Regions from separate parts of the Homo sapiens genome. Here region 2 is linked to region 1. The links are chromatin loops, found by intact Hi-C in ENCODE. Cell type or tissue: heart right ventricle. All regions are shown on one strand. Links, peaks and the distances in the headings refer to the core of each region. The heading gives the core; the rest is flanking DNA.

Evidence for each region. Peaks named below come from ENCODE experiments on the same cell type or tissue, not always from the same donor. Only the 100,000 strongest peaks of a DNase experiment are listed, where the experiment ranks them.
Region 2: a loop joins it to region 1, with 4 times the contacts of the local background. A loop is called at or near these places in 42 of 110 quality-filtered maps.

What each region holds. Positions count from the first base shown.
Region 1 is chr17:73,423,150-73,433,285 of GRCh38, reverse strand. SDK2 (sidekick cell adhesion molecule 2) reads left to right here. Exons shown (of 45, transcript NM_001144952.2): 11 at 1,617-1,784; 12 at 2,673-2,775; 13 at 9,194-9,370; 14 at 9,764-9,900. Among named protein-coding and RNA genes, the nearest start is that of SDK2-AS1, 85 kb to the left of the region's middle. RefSeq lists an enhancer at 3,782-3,831. In heart right ventricle, for the core only: CTCF peaks have their summits at 3,524 and 3,728 (motif pointing left); DNase peaks (open chromatin) are centred at 2,241 and 3,695.
Region 2 is chr17:73,948,467-73,958,602 of GRCh38, reverse strand. LOC105371888 (a long non-coding RNA gene) reads left to right here and starts at 7,743. Exons shown (of 6, transcript XR_934962.2): 1 at 7,743-7,922; 2 at 8,651-8,859. In heart right ventricle, for the core only: CTCF peaks have their summits at 1,625, 1,829 (motif pointing right) and 5,678 (motif pointing right); DNase peaks (open chromatin) are centred at 1,839 and 5,702; H3K4me3 peaks cover 989 bases; H3K27me3 peaks cover 4,237 bases.

The DNA.
Region 1 (10,136 bases), core at 691-8,690:
CATCCTTCACATCCCAGCCTTGCCAGGCTCAAGGTCCAGCTCTTCATCTTCCAAGACCTGCCACCCTGGTGAGTTACTAACTCACTCTGAGCCTCAGGTTCCCCATCTGTAAACTGGTGACAATAATATATATACCCCAGGGTGATGTGAAGACTAGACTATAGCGTGCATGTGAGGGTCCTGCATTATGCCTGGGAGTCCGAAAGCCCAGGAAACGATAGGTGCTTGATGATGAATATTATTCTAGTGGTGGCTGCTGCCAGTCTCCTACCCCAGGCAGCTCAGAGGGCTCCAGATGGCGGAACCAGCAAAGCCCAAGCCACCTCCCTAAGGCCATCTGCCCTGTGTGCTTCCTCTTCACCTCTGTGTGTGCACACTCACCTTCACAACTCTCCCCTGCACACACACACATATGCACACACACGCATGTGCACACACATGCACACACATACATGCACACGTACATACACATGTGCACACATATGCACACACATGTACATACACATGTGCACACACACGTACAAACACAGTTGCTCCTTCACACCGGCAAGCCCCAGCTCAGAGGTGCCTCCTCCAAGGACTCACCCTGCCCCAGCCCCCAGCCCTCCCCTCCAGCCCTACCTCCTTCACTCCCCACCTTCTCATGCATTTGGTCATCGGCTTATTTACCTAGCTCATGGCCTGTCTCCCCACAAAGTCAGGGGTGTCGGTTTTGTCCACTGCCGTCTCCCAGGACCTAGAACAGAGTCTGGCACACGGTAGGCACTCAATAAACATTTGTGGGGATAATAGGGGCACACCTAGGCACGTGCTTACACATGGAAATAAACACATCCACCCAGCACACTCAGTTCACTGTGCCTGCACGCATGTACAAACGGACATGCGACCCCCAGATGGACACATGGAGATTCCCTTCCTTACGGGGGTGGGGGGTTCTTTAAAATAGACATAGTCACAAAGACCTGCATTCCCAGGCTCACTCCTGCAGGTGCACTTGCACTCTCTCTTTCTCCCCCTCTTTCTCTGGCCAGGACCCTCCCAGGCTGGGCCCCAGGCTCCCTGGGTCCCCCTGCAGAAGGAGGTCTGTCCTGACCAGGGCTGCTGCTGGGGGACAGCGTGTCCCTCTCTACCCCACCCCCACTCCAGGCAGCTCCCGTCACTTCCCTTCACTCTCTTGAAGGTGACTCTCCCCAGAAGCATCCTGCCGCAGGATGCCCGTCATCACCTTGTCAGAGCTGTCCCCCCGCCAGCTCCCCCAACCCGGGTGCCAGCTGCCTCTGAGGGCTGTGCCGGGCTACTGCTCACCGTCATCAGGAAACTGCGCCCCCTTCTCTGTTGAAGGGCACGTGGTGTGGCGGGCACAGGAGCATCAGGGGACCTGGGCTCTAGGCTGCCCGCTCTGAGACCCTGTGCCCTCGTGTCCGTCCCTAAGCCAGAAAGCTCTCCAGGTCTCTCAGCCCCCACCCCAGCCCCACCGCCATCTGTCCTCATTCCTTCCAGCATTTCCAGAGCCAGGGGCCTGTGGGGGGACCATGCTGCCCTGGAGCGGCCAGGGAAGGGCAGGGTGTGCCCTTGGGGGCTACAGGCTGACCCCCACCCTGTTTTGCCCTCAGGGGAGCGCATCTTGGCCAGTGGCTCTGTGCAGCTGCCTCGCTTCACACCCCTGGAGTCGGGCAGCCTCCTCATCAGCCCCACACACATCTCCGATGCGGGGACCTACACCTGCCTGGCCACCAACTCTCGGGGGGTCGATGAGGCCTCAGCAGACCTAGTCGTTTGGGGTGAGTGTGCAGAGCCACAGGGCTTTATACATTTGTGTGTGCGTGTGTACATCCCTGTAGGTGCTGAGGACTCAGGACAGCTACGGGGCACAGGCTCATACCACCAGTGTCTCCATCCCCAGTGTCTGTCCCAGTCAGGGCCCTTCTCATCAGAGGGACAGTGACAAAGTGGTTCAGAGGCCAGGGACTAGGAAGATTCTGCCGGTGATGCTATGCTTGGCCGACTTGAGAGAACATTGAAGTTATAGGAGAGCTGCCTTCATATATTTTAGGGCAGAAATCGGCAAATATTTTCAAGAAAGGGCCAGATCATAAATATTTTAAGCTGTGTGGGCCAGACGGTCTCTGTCACAACGACTCAACTAGCTTCCGTTTTATCTAGAAAGCAGCCACAGACGGTATGTCATCCAATGGGCGTGGCTATGTTCCAGTAAGGGTTTATTTAGCCAAAAAGGCCACCTGCCGGATTTGGCCCCCAGCCTGTAGTTAGCCGACCCCTGCTGTAAGAGAGCTTCTCAAGCCACTTCCAACTTTGGATCCACACCCAGCATACCTGTGGGCCACTTGTCTGGGCTGAGCCCAGGGGTCCTGGTGCATGAAGCACTAGACTGGAAATCAGAAAGCCCTATTTTTACCCTGGCTGGACCACTGATATGCTGAAAATATGGTCCTGATCGTCCTTAGAGTTTGGTCTCTCCATCCCATACATGGTTTGTGAGAGCAAAATTTAATGAGCCCCAACTATGACGTGGCTTCCAAGAATTAAAGTACCAGGGAGCTCATTGTTCTTTTTAACCATTTGGGGGCTTTCATATGGTATCCACCCAGAGTCCAGCCACACAGCCCCCACACCTCTTCTCACCATGCTGTCTCCGCTGTATCTTTCAGCTCGGACCCGCATCACCAAGCCCCCCCAGGATCAGAGTGTCATCAAGGGCACCCAGGCCTCCATGGTGTGCGGAGTGACCCACGACCCCCGAGTAACCATCAGGTACTGGCTCTGCTGTTGACTCCAGGCAAGAGGGGAGGGGGAGCCTCTGGCAATAGCTTGTAGCTGGGCGAGTGTCCACATTAGGGAGGTAACAGCTGCAGAGCCACGCCTTCTCCTGGGCAGTGGCATTTCCAGAGCTGAGTGCAGGGCTGAGAGGTAGGGGGTATGAAATAAACACCCGGGAACTGAGCTACCCTGAATTGAGTTAAGCCAGTTTCCAAGGTGGGAGGAAAAGAGGAAGGGGTGCAGAAAGATGAAGTAAGAGGAATGGAGGAGGGGGTGAGGGAGGGGAAAGGAAGAGGCTTGTGGGTTAGTGAGCATGGAAGGGAAGGAGCTGCTGTCTCTGGCCCTGGACGCCACTGCTAGTGTCCCCCAGCCCACCCCAAGTCTTTGGCCCTCTGGCCTCTGAATGGGCAGCAGAGGGGTCTGGGCAGGCGGATATGGGATCAGCTATAGGGGTGGGGCAGGAGATGACCCCTGGGGGGACCCTGCAAGAGAAGCACATGTGGGAAACTGAGCCTCCAAACCGAGGTCACCCCACCATCTTCCATGGCCAAGCCGGGACCTTGGCAAGGGACTTGGCTTCCAGGTAACTCAGTCCCGCCTCTGTGGAAGCCACTAAAAGGGCTGGGAGGAAGCAGCCAAGAAAGGTATAAAAGCCGGGACCCCTCCCAAGCACCTGAACCAAACCCTACCCCCACCCCCAAGGCTTTGGAAGCTAAAACCAGGAGGAGATTGTCCCTGCCTTCTCTTCCTTGAGCTCCAGAATGCTGAGGGAAATGCAACTGCTTCCTTAGAAATAAATATTCCCTGCGTGTTGCTTCTCTATTTTATGAGCAATATCACTGTCAAAGCAACTGGCACCGAGGCTAGAAGGGGCCGGCGCTCCTGCACTGGGAGAAATGGCCTCCTCCTCATGCCGAAGGCAGCTGCGTCCTGGGGCGCCATCTGGTGGCCACTGGACCTATGACAGTCTGTACAGCCACCCCCAAATGAGACTCCGGGGAGCCCAGGTTGGTACAAGGGGCTCCAGGCTTTTGGCCAACACTGATTCTCAGAGAACATATCAGCGGCCCCAGTTTGAGAAACACCTCATGAAGTGTTGACCACTTAAGGCAGTCATCACATGACGCTAGCACAAATGCAAAAATGTACATAGATGTATTAATAGTTAGAAGATTTTTGACTGAGATTCCAGAATATGCTTATTTCTGGGTTTAATAGATTTTTCTTAAAAAATTAACATACCAACTGTAAAAAAGGTCCTGGGAGAGAACCCACATAGAATACTGCTGTGTATCTCGGGCCCATTCATTGTGTAGTAGCTATACTTTTAGCATTCATTAATAGGGAAATTCTGAAATTCAGTATACTTTAAATCAGACTTTATTTATAAAAAAGATGACTTACTTATAAAAAGTGTCAACTTATTTGAGAAAGACATACATTGTATTCATTCTCTAGACAGTTACTGATGCATAATGGGATTCGGGGGTCTCTTGCAAAGTAACCTGCAGACCCACTCTGTAGGCCCTTCCAGTGAACTGCAGGTCAGAAATCCCTGTACCAGGTTACTGAAGGGAGGTCCTCGCCTTAAACGGAATTAACCATCTAGGACCATCTTTTCATCAAAGGGATGATTCTGGGGAGCAGAATCATCCCTTTATCCCCCCCAAAATTGGCAAAGTCTATGCCCAAGGCCACCCCAGCAGCTCCCACCCCAGTCTGTCTTCCTTGGACTGGGGGGACGGGGACATCCCTTCTACCCTCCGTCTTGAGGTAGATCTTGGGGATGGGGTGAGACCCAGACCTCAGCAATTTTAAGAAGCTCCCCAGGTGATTCTAATGTGTCACCAGGATTGAAAACCCTGTTCTATCTGCAAAACACAGCAGGGTTCCCTAAGCAGACTATTAGGTGGGTGCAAACGTAACTGCGGTTTTTGCCTTTGAAAGGAATGGTCAAAACTGCAATTACTTTTGCACCAACCTAATAGAAAGGATCTCAACAACCAAACCAGACTAAAGTGGTGCCGCTGAATCCTGAGTGACACGTCCTCAGAGCAAAGCCAGGTGCAGGGGTGAGGGCCTGGGCGGGTGCAGGTTTCTAGCATGAAAACCTCCAAAATAGTTCTAGAAAAAAACACTCTGGCCAGGCGCCGTGCCTCACGCCCATAATCCCAGCACTTTGAGAGGCCGAGGCGGGTGGATCATGAAGTCAGGAGATGGAGACCATCCTGTCCAACATGGTGAAACCCCGTCTCTACTAAAAATACAAAAAAAATTAGCTCAGCCTCCCAAAGTGCTAGGATTACAGGCGTGAGCCACTGTGCCCAGCTGGATTTTGGCCATTCTAATAGCTGTGCTGTGATATCTCGTTGTTGTTTTAATTTGCATTTCCCTAATGACATATGATGTACAGCATCTTTTCATTTGCCTGTTGGTCTTCTGTGTACCTTCTTTGGTGAGGCATCTGTCAATGACTATTTTTTAATCAGATTGTTTTCTTATTGCTGAGTTTTAAGAGTTCTTTGTAGATTTTGGATAGCAGTGCTTTATCAAAGATATCGTTTACAAATATTTTCTTCTAGTGTGTGGCTTCTCTTTTTATTCTCTTGAAAGTGTCTATCAAAGAGCAGCAATGTTTGATTTAATGAAATCCAGCTTATCTGTTCTTTCTTTCATGGATTGTGCCTTGGGTGTCGTATTTAAAAAGTCATTGCCAAACCCAAGGTCATCTAGATGTTCTCCTGTATTATCTTCTAGGAGTTTTATAGCTTTGCATTTTACATTTAGCTCTGGGATCCAATTTGAGTTAATTTTTGTGAAGGGTGTAAGATCTGTGTCTAGATTTTTTTTTTTTTTTTTTTTGCATGTGGATGTCAAGGTTTTCCAGCACTGTTTGTTGAAAAGACTTCTTTTTTATTTTTATCTTTGTTTTTGTTTTGTAATTGATTTGTTGGAGAAACCAGGTTCTAGAAGACAGAGGTCAGCAATCTTTGCTGTAAAGGACCAAAAAGTAAACATTTTAGGCTTTAAGAGAGCCATATGGTCTTGTCATGACTACTCAACTCTGTTTATAGTGCCAAAGCAGCCATATGTAAACAGGCACTAAGTAAACAGATGGGCATGTCTGTGTTCTAATAAAACTTTATTTACACAGACAGGCAGCAGGCCATAGTTTGTTGATCCTGCTATGGAATATTCAACACTCTGGATTGGCCTGGCTGCTGTCTCACAGTGTTGTTAACCTGTTCTTCTATCCTCTGTATTTATAATTCAATTTCAGTAACTGCTAATTAGATTCATGTTCAATTGTTTTGGCACAAATACTTCACAGGCAGTGATCTCTGCTTCCTAAAGCACCACATTCTGAAGCAAAGAATGTCTGCTTGCCATAGGCTATTTCTTTTTTTTCTTTTTTTTTATGAGATGGAGTCTCGCTCTGTCACCCAGGCTGGAGTGCAGTGGCACCATCTCGGCACACTGCAAGCTCTGCCTCCCGGGTTCACGCCATTCTCCTGCCTCAGCCTCCCGAGTAGCTGGGACTACAGGCTCCCGCCACCACGCCTGGCTAATTTTTTGTATTTTTAGTAGGGACAGGGTTTCACCGTGTTAGCAGGATGGTCTCAATCTCCTGACCTCATGATCCGCCAGCCTCGGCCTCCCAAAGTGCTAGGATTACAGGCATGAGCCACCGCGCCCGGCCCCCATAGGCTATTTCTTACATGGGAATTACTCTCTGCAACTAAATTTGCTTTTAAGTAAAATTCTGCCCATCCTGTGAGTGCTGGCAAGTCCTTTCTAAATAAAGGGATGAATTGAAGGTGATTACTGTTGTTGATTTGTAAATAGGTATTAAAAGACTTAAAAATTAACTCAACGATTTCACTGCTGAGAATTTGTCCTTGAGGAAATGATTTGGAATGGTTGTAAACATTTTGCCATAAGGACCACAGCTTTAACTATAATATTAGAAACCAAGGAGCTAAACTGGATGTCCAACATTATGGGATCGGTTAAATTACAAAACAGCTGTACTGACACATGTGCATCCAATAAAAAATCATGGTGTGGAAATATCACATCAAAAAGAGTTTATGATATTTTTATTGAGTCAAAAAGCAGCTTTAAAAACAGGATGACTGGTCAGGCGTGGTGGCTCAAGCCTGTAATCCCAGCACTTTGGGCGGCAGAGGCAGGCGGATCACCTGAGGTCAGGAGTTCAAGACCAGCTTGGCCAACATGGCAAAGCCCCGTCTCTACTAAAAATACAGAAAAAAAAAAAAAAAAAAAAAAAAAAAAGCCCAGCATGGTGGTGCAGGCCTGTAATCCCAGCTACCAGGGAGGCTGAGGCAGGAGAATTGCTTGAACCCGGGAGGCGGAGGTTGCAGTGAGCCAAGATCGCACCACTGCACTCCAGCCTGGGCAACAGAGTGAGATTCTGTCTCAAAATAAAATAAAATAAAATATAAAAATAGGATGGCTGAATAGATTGCTGTATACCATTCATGTAAATATACTGTATCATTTAAAATATGTAACAAAGGCTAACTGTTACTGACCGCTTGCCGTGGTTCAGGCACTTCTCTATTTTATATTAGCTTGCACAATCCTCACAGCAGTGCTATGAGGTGGGTGGTGTTAGTTTCCTCATATTACAGGTGAGGCAACTGAGGCCTAGCAAGGTTAAATAAACTCACCCAAGGCCAGGCGTGGTGGCTCACACCTGTAATCCCAGCACTTTGGGAGGCTGAGGCAGGTGGATCACTTGAGGTCAGGAGTTAGAGACCAGCCTGACCAACATGGTGAAACCCCATCTCTACTAAAAATACAAAATTAGTCGGGCGTGGTGGTGCTCGCCTATAGTCCTAGCAACTCGGGAGGCTGAGCCACGAAAATCACTTGAACCTGGGAGGTGGAGGTTGCAGTGAGTCAAGACCGCACCACGGCACTCCAGCCTGGGCGACAGAGCCAGACTCTGTCTAAAATAAATAAATTCATTAATAAATTAGCTCACCCAAGATCACAAAGCTGGAAAGTAGCAAAGCCAGCATTTGGCCTGAGAGTCTGACTCCTGAATGCAGCAGTGCTGCAGTGCACTGCCTATCCGGGCGGGGAAGAAGGGTCTGGAAGATATGCACACATTCAAATGTTAATCGTGGTTCCCTAGTATCAGAAAACTTTTGAGTTTTCTTTTTCTTTTCCTTTCTTTTTTTATTTTTCTTACCCGTACTTTTTACTTTTCTGTTGGTTCTGCTTCTGTTTTTTGGGGGGGCTTTTTGTGTGTTTTTGAGATGGAGTTTTGCTGTGTCGCCCAGGCTGGAGTGCAGTGGCACCATCTCGGCTCCCCGCAACCTCCACTTCCCGGGTTCAAGTGATTCTCCTGCCTCAGCCTCAAGAGTAGCTGGGATTACAGGCACTGGCCACCACGCCCGGCAAATTTCTGTATTTTTAGTAGAGACAGGGTTTTGCCATGTTGGCCAGACTGGTCTCAAACTCCTGACCTCAGGTGATACACCCACCTCGGCCTCCCAAAGTGCTGGGATTACCGGTGTGAGCCATGCACCCAGCCTGGTTCTGCTTTTGAAACTTAGGTTAAAAATATTACAGATTCACTCTCCCTAGTTATCTGACATTATGTAAACCCAGATAGTCCTGGGAGCCAGCAGCTCAGGCCCCCACCCTGTACCCCAGCTGAACGGGGCTATTTGCAAAGCATCTCAGCCACCACCGGGTTCCTCACACTTGTACTGAGAACCAAGGCCAACCTCGCCTGGGTTCATTGTGTGGCATCCTGCCCCCCAGGGCTGGCACTCCCTGTATGTTGATGACAATGATAATGGTTCTATTTCCTCAAGAACAAATTCAGAGAAGATATTTTTTATTGTCAAGCACTGATGCGTGTGTAATTTCTCAAGCCCCATTTGTATTGACTGACCGAAGCTAAAGGGATTTTTTTGGACACTATAGTCAATTTGTCACACTGATGCATTGATATAATGATTCCCCTCATAAAACTAATTCAGAAATGTGACTATGAGGAAACTTGCATTCCTTTTTTCAGCTGTAATCTTTCAGCCTCTTCAGAAGAATACCTTTCACTGGCTGTTTTGCAAGCGCTTCTGGCCAGAAGCAACAACGCTTTGACCCAACCTGAACTGAAGGTGTAACGACCAATAATGACTGAATGCGTTCGCTCTCCCACTCTCCTGCACCCTCCCCGCAGGAACGATGGGCTTCCAGACTGTTTGGCCTTCAACAGTGTCCCGCTCCCCGATCCCAGTGTCCTGCCTGGCTGTTGCCTGCAGTTGTCCTCTGCCCAGCTTTGGAGCTATTTTCTCGGGACAAGCTTCAGGCTAGGCCCACTCCCAAGGTACCTTCCTCTCCCTCTGTACTTACGGGTTCTTCTTACTTTTAGGTACATCTGGGAGAAGGACGGGGCCACCCTGGGCACGGAGAGCCATCCTCGTATCCGCCTGGACAGAAACGGCTCCCTGCACATCTCACAGACGTGGTCGGGAGACATCGGCACGTACACCTGCCGGGTGATCTCAGCAGGAGGCAACGACTCTCGCAGTGCCCACCTGCGAGTCAGGTAAGGGCAGCCCTCCCAGACCCCGGCAGAGGCGGTCCAGGCAATAGCAACTGGCATGCTCAGAGCCAGCCGAGTCCCTTTTTTCAGATCCCCAGGCCACGTGTGACCTGAACTGTTCAGCTTTGCTCAGGACATACCCCCAGCATCCTTCCAGGCCTTTCTCTCAGCTCAGTTAGGCCCTCCGTCAAGAGCAGGGGGGTGTGAGGATGGCTTTAGCAGGAGGGCTCTGGTTCCAGAGAGAAAAATCTCCAGGTAGATGGCCCGAAGGCCACATTTTACGTCTAAGCATGCGGTATCATGGAAGGTCAAGGCCTACACAACCTGTGTCCACAGCGCCCCCGTCACCTGCCTGCAGACCACATAGGGATGCCTGACCACGTGTCTCTTTTCCAGGCAACTGCCCCACGCGCCCGAGCACCCAGTGGCCACTCTCAGCACCGTGGAAAGGCGAGCCATCAACCTGACGTGGACCAAGCCCTTTGATGGCAACAGCCCCCTGATCCGCTACATTCTGGAGATGTCGGAGAACAGTAAGCTTCCCGTGGTCACCTCCAACACCTCCCGCCCAAGCTTGGACTTAGGAGTCAGCCCTGGGCTGGGGTCCCAGCTCTCCTGCTTCCTAGTTCTGGGCCTTTGAGCAGATCCTTCCCTCTGGCAGCCTCAGCGTTCCCATCTCTGAAGGAAACACAGGCATCTGCCTGTCAGGCCCTGTTACAGTTGAAAGAGATGACGCACAAAAGGTGCTTAACTCAGGGCCTGGCACAGC
Region 2 (10,136 bases), core at 971-8,970, 530 kb before region 1:
AAAGCAGCCCCCAAACAAGTCATCTTAGGAATTCCTCAATTCCTGCAGATGGGAAGGAGACAGCCACAGCGCAGCTCACGATGGAAGCAGCACTGTCTTCCCCAGGCTACAGCCTCCATTTGTAAAATTCAAAGCCATGCACAGAGACTGGGGGTGTGGAGCCTGTAAACCCTTTCAAGAAAAAAATAAAATAAAAACAAGCATCATAAGTAAATATCAAAACTAAGAGAGATTTAGGATGCTGGTGAGAAATGTTTTCTATTTAATCTGACCAAGTTATCTAATATCAAGTCTTAAGTGATGCTGGGAGCTGCGAATGGTCATCTCACTCTTCCAGGGGTTTGTCCTTCCTCTCCACCCCCCAGCAAACCCCACACCTGTCGGGCTCAGCGGCATCCTTGCTTACCCACCTTCACCTGAGCTTGCATATAGATGCGATGCAGGCATTTCAACACATGCATTTACCATCTCCCAGGGAAGGTGCTTGGTTTTGTTCATTTGGAAAATTCAAAAACTTTAAAAATTATTCAAAACTTTAAAATATATGTACAAATTAATAATTGAAAACTCACATCCCTAACCCCACTCAGCTCTTTTCCCATGCCCTCTCCCACAAATAACCACTGAAAAAAACTAGCACATTGTTAGCACCCGGGTTTTTTTCTTCTTGTGTACTTTTTGGATCAGGGTGGGGCAAATAAAGAGATAAACCCTAGGAAAGAAGTTGGTCAACATAAACTCTTCAGTACGGCTCCCTCCCTGCACCCCCAGCTGTGATTTTCATCCTGAGGTGTGTCCCCAGGGAGGTGGCGGAGGCAGCTGTACTCAGCGGCTTCTCTGTAGTGCTGGAGAGTGAATTAATCCTGCCTGCCATTGCAAGCAGATTCTTATCCACATTATCAGAAAAGATAGCAGGAGGAAGCCGGCAAGGGTGAGCAGGCCACCAAGCAGACGGTCCTTTATTGTGGCAAACTGCTCCTTTAATTTCTGTGACAGAGTAATACAGAGTCCCAGGCTATGACCTTTTCTCAGGCCATTATGGAAGTCAGATTTGGCTCTGTCAGGAGGCATCATTGGAAGGCTTCATCACACACTCCACACATAATGTGACCCCGCGAAGTGCTGGATAAAAATGGATGGGTGGATCCCACTCTTCCCCAAGCAGCACACACAGCAGGAGAGCCCAGACAGGCGGCAATGTGTGCTGGTACGTGGGCCTGCAGCTACCCTGGACCACACTGCCCTAGACAGGTGGTGGAGGGGAAGCAGAGGTGGAGGGCCCAGCGCTGAGCTGGGCTGAGCTGGGCTGGGCTGGGCTGGGCTGGGCTGGCAGGAACGAGGAAGGAGGAAATGAACTTGATGTTGCACCCTCTGAATAAGCTGCTGGGGCGCCCAAATCACCCCACACTGCAGCAAGGTACGTCCTGAACTCCTGCTGGCCAGAGCTTAGAGGAGCTCAGGGTATCCTTGGACTTGGCAGCTGTCTGGGACGTTGGAAGGCCTCTAGGAAAGAGGCCTAGGACTGTCAGGGGAATTGCCTGCAGCCACGGAGCCAGCCAGTGGCTTAAGTGTCCTGGAACCTGGGTCTCGTGTCCCCTACTCCCATGTTTATGCTTAATCCTGGGTGCTAAGAAGATTGGCAAGAGGAGGAGTGAGGCGGGAAGAAGACAGGCAACTGTTGACTCCAGGGAAGCCATCTTCGGAGGCAAAACCCTAGTGTCCCAGCAGCATTCCACAGAACCTGTTTTGTAGGCAAACGTTCCCACTGCTCCCAGAGGCCTCAGCCCTGAATTGAACAGTCCCAGGAGGCCAAGGCCTGCAGGGGGCACTGTTGGTTCTGTTGAGGCCCTGATGGTGCTCAGCTGGGCCTGGGGGGAGGCGTGAAGATACAAAAGCACCAGGAACTGGCAGCAAGGCTATCCAGCGTGGCCTAACTTGGAGAGACCCCTGTTCTAATTGCAGCTCTGTCACTAAGTCGCCCAGATGACCTTGGGCAAGGAGTAGTTTCTTTGCCTTCATCATCGGCCTCATCATCATCAGCCTTTATGCAGCACTTGCTATGTGGAAGGTACCATGCCAAGCGTTTTATATGGTCTGAGTCACTGAGTCCTCACAGCAATCTGTGATGTGGGTGCTATTACCACCCCATTGTACAGATGAGAAAATCAGGAAATGAAGCCTCCTTGCATTCTCTGGGGTTTCTCAGCTCCAGCACTGGAGGACTCTGTGCTGCTTCTTTGTTGATTCAATCTAATCTAGCCAGAATCAAGGGCACACCCAGGTAGTTAGAGTAAATTACTGCACTGCACCACTGCATTAATATACAAGCCTGGAGACTTCTGGCAATTTGGGGGAGTTTCTGGATCTTTCTGGAAAATTCCTGCATTTTTCTCCCTTCCTTTTCTTCTAGAAGCAGGAGTAAGGGGAGTAGGGGCATGGCAGCCAAGGTTGTAGCATGGGAAAAGGCGTGTCTGTCTGGCAGTTCCAATTCTGTACCTGCTGAGGGCCCTCTTGGGGCCCGCCTTTCCTCCTTTTTTTGGGAAATGTGGCATTGGATTCTCTGACAGCCTTGCCATCTTCTCTATAAGTAGGGGCTCTCCAGGAGGGCAATTAGATACTTCCCTAGGGTCTGAAAATGACCAGCACTCAGATACTTTCCCATAAAGGGGAAGACATGCGTGGCTGTGGCTAAGGAAGTCCCTCTCCCATTCCATCTCCATGGACACCAGCCAGAACATCTACTCCAGGAAGCATCCGAGGTGGAGCTGCCCATGCCAGAGCTTCCCCCAGCACCGTCCAACTAGGGGGTGACCCAGGTGTCTGGCTGGACACTTGCTGCTGGCAGAGTTGTGTCATCATTGCCAAAGAAATCTCAATGGAAACAGCCCGATCTGCTCAGGGGGAATTACAGACTAATGGGAGAAGAGGTGATGGCGATAGGTTCACACATACTCACACATCTAGGAAAGTGAAATGGCTAACCTCCCACAGGAATGGGGCTCAGGTTGAATTCATTACTCACCAAAACGATGCCCAATAAAGAGGGAGATCCGAGTGGAGTGGAACGATTCCAGAAAGTGCCTTAGAAGTGAGGTTTTTAGTTTTTGCTTTTCGGATCTCCCCTCCCCTTCCCGTCCCTTCCTTCTTTTCTGTCTTTTCTTCTTTTCTTCCTTTCTTTTTTTTTTTTTTTTTTTTTTTGACAACATCTTGTTCTATCATGGCTCACTGCAACCTTGACTGGAGGGGCTCAATTATTCTCCCACCTCAGCCTCCCAAAGTGCTCGGATTACAGGCATGAGCCACTGTGCCGGGCTAAGTAGTGAGCTGAGGCAGAACTCCCATCTTTTAAAGGCCACACCCACCCACTACCCTCCCATCTTGACTGATGCCTTGATTGTACCCAGACCTGTGCCAAGGTGCAGGGAAAACTGCTTGCTGATTTAGTCATTTATTTATTCATGCCACAACCCAAAGTTGAAAGTCTACTTGCCAAACACACAGTGCCTGCGGTGATGCAGGGAGATTTTCTTGGAACGGGGATTTTGTCAATCAAGGCTCTAAGTCAGGAAGTACATGGAATACAGGCAGACAATTAAGGACGTTGACATTCTCCATTCTCTTTTTTGGAGAATGGCCCAGTGGTTTTATCCAAGGCTGCTTTGAAGCTCCAAGTTCAACCTGTAAAATGGCGGCCACTATGCATTCTTACGTACATTGAAGCTTGGGTAGCTCCTGTCTGCTCATTGAAGAAACACTTATGATGAACCTGTGTGCCCTGCACTGTGCTGCATGATTTGGGCGGGGAGGGGGAAGATGCAGAGAAACAATAGGTGATGTCCTTGCCACCAAGGTGCCCTTGGGCTCATGATGCCTCTGCTCAGATCCCACCTGCCTGACCTGAATACGCCTGTACCTCTCACCACTCCACTGTCCACAATGTCTGTGTAGCTGGTAGACACTGCCTGGGCTTCAGTACGAGATTGTGTGTGTGTGTGTGTGTGTGTGTGACTGTGTGAATGTGTGTAAGCATGTCTGTTGTGAGAATGTGCATAATAGGGTGTGTGTGAATGTGCCTGTGTGAATGTGAGTGTGCCTGTGTGAGTTTGTCTCTGTCATGTATGTGAATGTGAGTCTGTGTTGCTGAGTGGGTATGCAAATGAGTATGTCTGAGTATGGGTGGGTCTGTGTGTTTATAGGTCTGTGTATGAGTGTGCCAGTATGTGTATTGGTGTGTAAGTGGGTGTGTGGTGTGCAAATGAGTGTACCTGTGTGCATTGGTGTGTGCATCTGTGAGGGGTCTATGTGTGTATTTGTGTCTGCGTGTGTCTGTGTATTTGTAAGGTATCTTGCATGAGTGTGTGAATGGTGTGTGCGTATATGTGTGTAAGTTTTGTGAGTCTGTGAATGAATGTGGGTGTTGGTGTTGTGTGTGAATGAGCATGCGTGTGGTGTGATCTTGTGTGAGGGGGTGTGTCTGTGTGTGAATGAATCTGTGTGAATGTGTGCATGAATGTGTGCCTGTGCGTCTCTGTGTGTATATGTATATGTGATTCTGTGTGTGTGTATATGTGATTGTGTGTGTCTGTGTTTATGTGATTCTGTGTGTCTCTGTGTGTATGTGATTCTGTGTGTCTGTATGTATATATGTGATTCTGTGTGTTCTGTATGTGTATATGTGTGTGTCTCTGTGTATATGTGTATGTGATTCTGTGTGTCTCTGCGTGTGTATGATTGTGTCTGTGTGTATGTGATTGTGTGTGTATATGTGATTCTGTGTGTGTCTGTGTGTGTATATGTGATTCTGCGTGCATATGTGATTATGTGTCTCTGTGATTGTGTATCTCTGTGTATATGTGATTGTGTGTCTGTGTGTATATGTGATTCCGTGTATATGTGATTGTGTGTCTGTGTATATGTGATTCTGTGTGTGTATGTGTGTGTATATGTGATTCTGTGTGTCTCTGTGTGTATGTTTATGATTCTGTGTGTGTCTGTGTGTATGTGTATATGTGATTGTGTGTTTGTGTGTGTGTGTCTGTGATTGTGTGTTAGGGTGTGTGAATGTGAGTGTGTGGGCATGGGCATGTGGGAATGTGTGTGTGAGGGTGTAAATACGTGAGGGTGTGGGGGGGGTGTGTGAATGTGTGTAAGAGAGTGTATATGAATGTGTCTACGTGTAAGTGTGTGTGTGAGCGCGTGTGAGGGTGTGTGAGCGTGAGTACCTGTGAGTGGAGGGGGGGGGGTCTGCGTTTCTGTGTGCGTGTGAGGGTGTGTGAATGTGTGTGAGGGTGTATGTGTGTGAGGGTGTTTGAATGTGTGAGGGTGTGTGTGTAAGGGTGAGTGTAGGGGGTGTCTGCATTTGCGTGTGTGAGGGCGTGTGTGTAAATGTGTGAGGGCGTGTGTGTAAATGTGTGCGTGCGTGTAGGGTGTGTGCGTGGAGGGGACTTCCTTCGGGAAGTGCAGGCTGGGATTTGCCTGAGCCAGGGCGGTCGGGCCGGGGGAGGCCGATGGACTGGAGCGTGTGAACTCCCGTGGTGGGTGACAGGAGCCTGGGTGGAGAGGGCGGCGGCAGCAGGAACGGAAGGGCGGGGAGTTGTGGAGGGCGTGGGGCGGGGAAGCGCTGACCTTGCAGCGGGAGAGGAGCCCCAGTGGGACGCGGGAGCCGGCCGGAGGGAGCCGGCAGGGGGCGCGGCCGCGGCGTCCGGGGAGCTTTGGGGGACCAGAGGGGAGGGAGGGCCCCGTCCTCTCCCGCCGTCCTGGGCGGCCCCGCGCACCCGCTAGTGTCTGAACCGGGGGCTGCGTCCACGCGGACAGAGCAAGGAGGGTGGAGGGTGGAGGGCGGAGGTTGGAGGTTGGAGGTTGGCGGGCGGGGAGCGCCCGGTCAGGCACATCGCCGAGGGGACATCCTCAAGGGCCCGGGCGTGTGGGACGCTCCCAGGTGGCGGATGGGGCGGCCTCCTGATGAGGTTGGGCGTCTTTGGGAACACGTGAGGGCGATGGCCTCGTCTTTGTCCCCGCGCAAGGGCCACATCGCGGGCCCGGGACCCAGGAGCCTCCTGGCCTGGCCACGTCTTGCGGCCGTTTTGCGTTGGCGCCTGAAGATTATCCATCCCCACCCCGCCCGGTTCGTCCAGCGCTGTCTCCTAAAGAGCGGCTCCCGTAAGCCCCGGGGGATTTGCGGCGCGCTGCAGCCCCTCCTGGGCCCCTCCAGCGCGTCTCTGGCTGATCCGGTGTCGTAATCCTGGGTTCTGGCATCGGAGCCGTTGCTATGGGGATCTCACCCACCGATTCAGCATTTTGTGGGTGGGTTCGGTGGGGGATGAATGCGAGGAACCGGGAGATGAATGGAGTGGGGGAGCAGCTCACTGCTGGAGGGCTGGGAGGAATTCTCTGATCCTCTCATGGGGGAGAGGTTTGGAAGCTGGCGCGGAGGAAGTAGGAAAGGGGATGTGTGAGTTTCCTGGGACTGCTTTTAAAAACTACCACAAACTGGTGGCTTAAAACAACAGAAATGTATTTCTCCACAATTCAGGAGGCCAGAGTCGAAATTCGAGTTGTCAGCAGAGTTGCTTTCTAAGGGAGGCTTTGCAGGAGGATCCTTTCCAGGGCTCTCTCCCAGCTTGGGGGCTGCACAGTCCTTGGCGTGGCGTGGCTCCCAGACTCGCATCCCTCCAGTCCCTGCCTCTGTCTTCTTGTGGCTTCTCTTCACAGGAGGAGTGAGCTGGGAGTCAGGGCCTGGTTAGCAGGAACACAACATCCATGGGATCAATCCTGAAGGCTGAGCACTGTGCAAAGGGCTTCCTGAAGGTTATAGGAAGGAACTATTATCATTCGTTTTGCAGATTGGGAAACTGAGGCACAGAGTCCTCTTTCCTCCTGTGGCTTTCTCTTCTGTGTCTCTGTGTCTGTTCCTTTTCTGTCTGGTATAAGAACACCCTTCCGTGGGTTTAGGGCCTACCCTAAGTCAACGATGATCTCGTCTCAAGATTTTTGTTTGTTTGTTTTTGGAGACAGGGTCTGGCTCTGTCACCCAGGCTGGAGTGCAGTGGTGTGATCTTGGCTCGCTGCAGCCTCTGCCTCCCTGGTTCAAGTGATCCTCCCCTCTCAGCCTCCTGAGTAGCTGGGACCACAGGCACACACCACCACGGCTAATTGTTGTATTCTTTGTAGTGATGGGGGTTTCACCATGTTGCCCAGGCTGGTCTCGAACTCGTCGACTCAAGTAATCCGCCCGCCTCGGCCTCCCAAAGTGCTGGGATTACAGGCCTGAGCCATCGCGCCCGTCCCTCATCTCAAGATCTTTAATTACCTGTGCAAAACCCTGTCCCCACATAAGGTCAGTGAGGTTCCCTTTACAGATTCCAGGGATTTGGGACTTGGACACACCTTTATGGAGGTCACTGTTCAACCCATTACAATGGGGAACTCATACAGAAAAGTAGCTTTGCCGTCTTGGACCCAACATGCCAGCCTGTGAGCATCAGGATCAGGGCTGATTCTGCTAGAAATCTGCCTCTTTGCATCAGCAGAGAAGCCCTTTCCTCGCTCTGGAGATCATGCTTTGGAGTGAGTGGTTAAACACACTTCCTCTGCAACGAGACTGGCTGAATTAGGGCCCCGGCTCTGCCACTGACTAGCTGTGAGATTTGGGGAAGCAATGGAAACATCTGTGTGCCTCAGTTTCCCAAGCTGCAAAACGAATGATAATAGTTCCTTCCTATAACCTTCAGGAAGCCCTTCGCACAGTGCTCAGCACTCAGGATTGATCACATGTACGTTGTGTTCCTGCTAACCAGGCCCTGACTCCCAGCTCACTCCTCCTGTGAAGAGAAGCCCTTTACTCCGTCCTCCTCAGGGAACCCTACAGAAAGCTTCCCACCTGCAGTACCTTTGTGCACCAGCATGCTTCAAATGGGTGTCAGGTGGGTGGAGACTTTGACCCCCCTCAGCCCCGGAGAGCCTGAAGCTCCGGGTCCCCGCCTCCACGGTGGGCAGCTTCTCTTGTTTGCCTGGGTGCGCCATCCCAGCCCTCTCATTTCATCATTTCACAATGTTCCCAGAGAGAAACTTCCCTTGTCTTTGGCAACATGAGAAAATCAAGGACAAGTCAGTGAGTTTTTCCTTTAAGTTCACTTTTTTTTTTTTTCAAGCTGCAAAGACTATCTTTTGTTCAGATTTTTGGCCTTCTTCCATTTTTAGCATGAAGTGTGTTCTGCCTTTGATGACAGAATAGTGACGATGGGCAAGCCACCGCTTCGTTGCTTGCTTGTGTTTCAGTGTCCTTAGGTGGCAAAATAGAACGCTGGAATCCTTATGTAAGCTCCAGATTACTGGAAACTTCCCTCGTCTATGAAATCTCAAAGTCTGGGAACCACTGCTGTGGAATTTACAAAACATTTTCAGGCACATAATCTCACTCATTTCCCATTTGACAGGTAGTGACAGATAATAAGGCTCCAGGATATTTTTTTTGACTTGGCCAAGGTCACATGGCTGGGAAACAGGGAAGGCAGGACTTCCCATCGAAAGCCACGCCTGCTTACCACGAGGAATAACTGAGACTCTTTTCTCTAGCACGGGAATCTCACACTGAGTCCCCCATTTCAGAGCAGCCGTCAGTCTAAAATGGGTCTGTCTTCTCCTCCTGTAGGAGTACAGTGTGTGCTGTTCTCAACGAACGCCCCCCTCCCAGCACCCTTTAGGTGCTGTGGATGCCCCTGAAACAAGGCCTCAGACTTGGCTTGGACTATGGGTTCCATCCATAGGGTTGGCCTCATTGATCAGCGTTACAGGAAGGCTTCGAGGTGGCTCCCTGTGACCGTGTTGTGAGCAAACCATTCCTGGCATCCCACCTTGCAGGTGAGGAGACTGCCTCCTAGCCGTGGTAAGTCCCAGCACCCCACGCTGCCTCTGTGGGTTTGGAGGTCTGGCTCATTCTGTTCACGTGGGATGGTGGGATTCAGCAAAAATGGGAGAGTTGGGCTGTGAACTCTTGAAGGTCAGCTCGTCCAGGAACTCATTTCGTGCATGTATACTGGCACCTGCTATGCAGTGGACACCGTTCTAGGCACTTGGGATACATCAGGGGACAAAACAGATGAATAGCCCTGCCTTCCTAGAGCTGACATTGTAGGAAAGAAGGAAGATGGATAATAAACAATAGATCAACAAATAAGGAAATTAAATCGCAGGTTGGCAGGTGGTAAGTGCTACAGAAAAGAGGAAAAGTGGTGGGAAAGGTGGGAGTGTCAGGAGGGGGTGAAGTGGGTCAAACCTACAATGGCCTGGCTAGAGAGTCTGCTAGTTTCCTGTTTCTCACCAAAGCATCCAAAAGATTCTTTAAGATAAGATGTAGCAAGTAGCACCCTGTTCCTCCAGCCCATGCAGTCAGCGGTTCTTTACTCTGATGGAGGAATCTACCTAACTCTGTAGCTACAACGGAGGCTTCAGCTGGTCCCCCTAGGAGCTTGTAAGCCAGATGGTCCACTTGAGGTGTCCCAAATGTGGCAGGGAAGCTGTGTCAACCGTCTCTGGGTACAGGCTGTCCCTGGGGAGGGGGTGTGACTTTCAGCATCAGCAGCCAATACTCCCAGCAACTGGGGAATGGCTGTGTTGGCCCTGACAGGGCATCGGGGCAGCACAGCACCTCACCCACAACAGGGAAGAAGACCCGTGGAGTGTGGTGATGCACACAGAGTCTTCAGCAAATTGCCTGGCCTATAAGGATGCTTGCCAGTGTGATGGGCAGTTTTCTGAAAGGTAGTGCTCCCTCCTCCACGAAGCATTTTCTTGACTTGACTTCCAGGAGCTCACAGACTCCTGGTTTCCCTCCTACCTCCCTGGCCACTGTTGCTGACTGTTGCAAACATGCCTCAGGACTCAGTCCTTGGAGCGTTTGTCCCTGCCAGCTGTGCACGCGCTCATGCATTCTCATGCCTTTAAATACCATTTATGAGCTGAAGACACTTAAATTTTTATCTCTTCCTTGAACCTTGCATTGAACTCCAGACTCATATATCTAAACTGCCTACTAGATATCTCCACTTACGTGTCTAATAGCCTGTGGCGGCTGTAAAATTGCTCCACTCACAACTTCTGTTGAGGGGACCATGGTGACCGACACCCCACCACTGCCC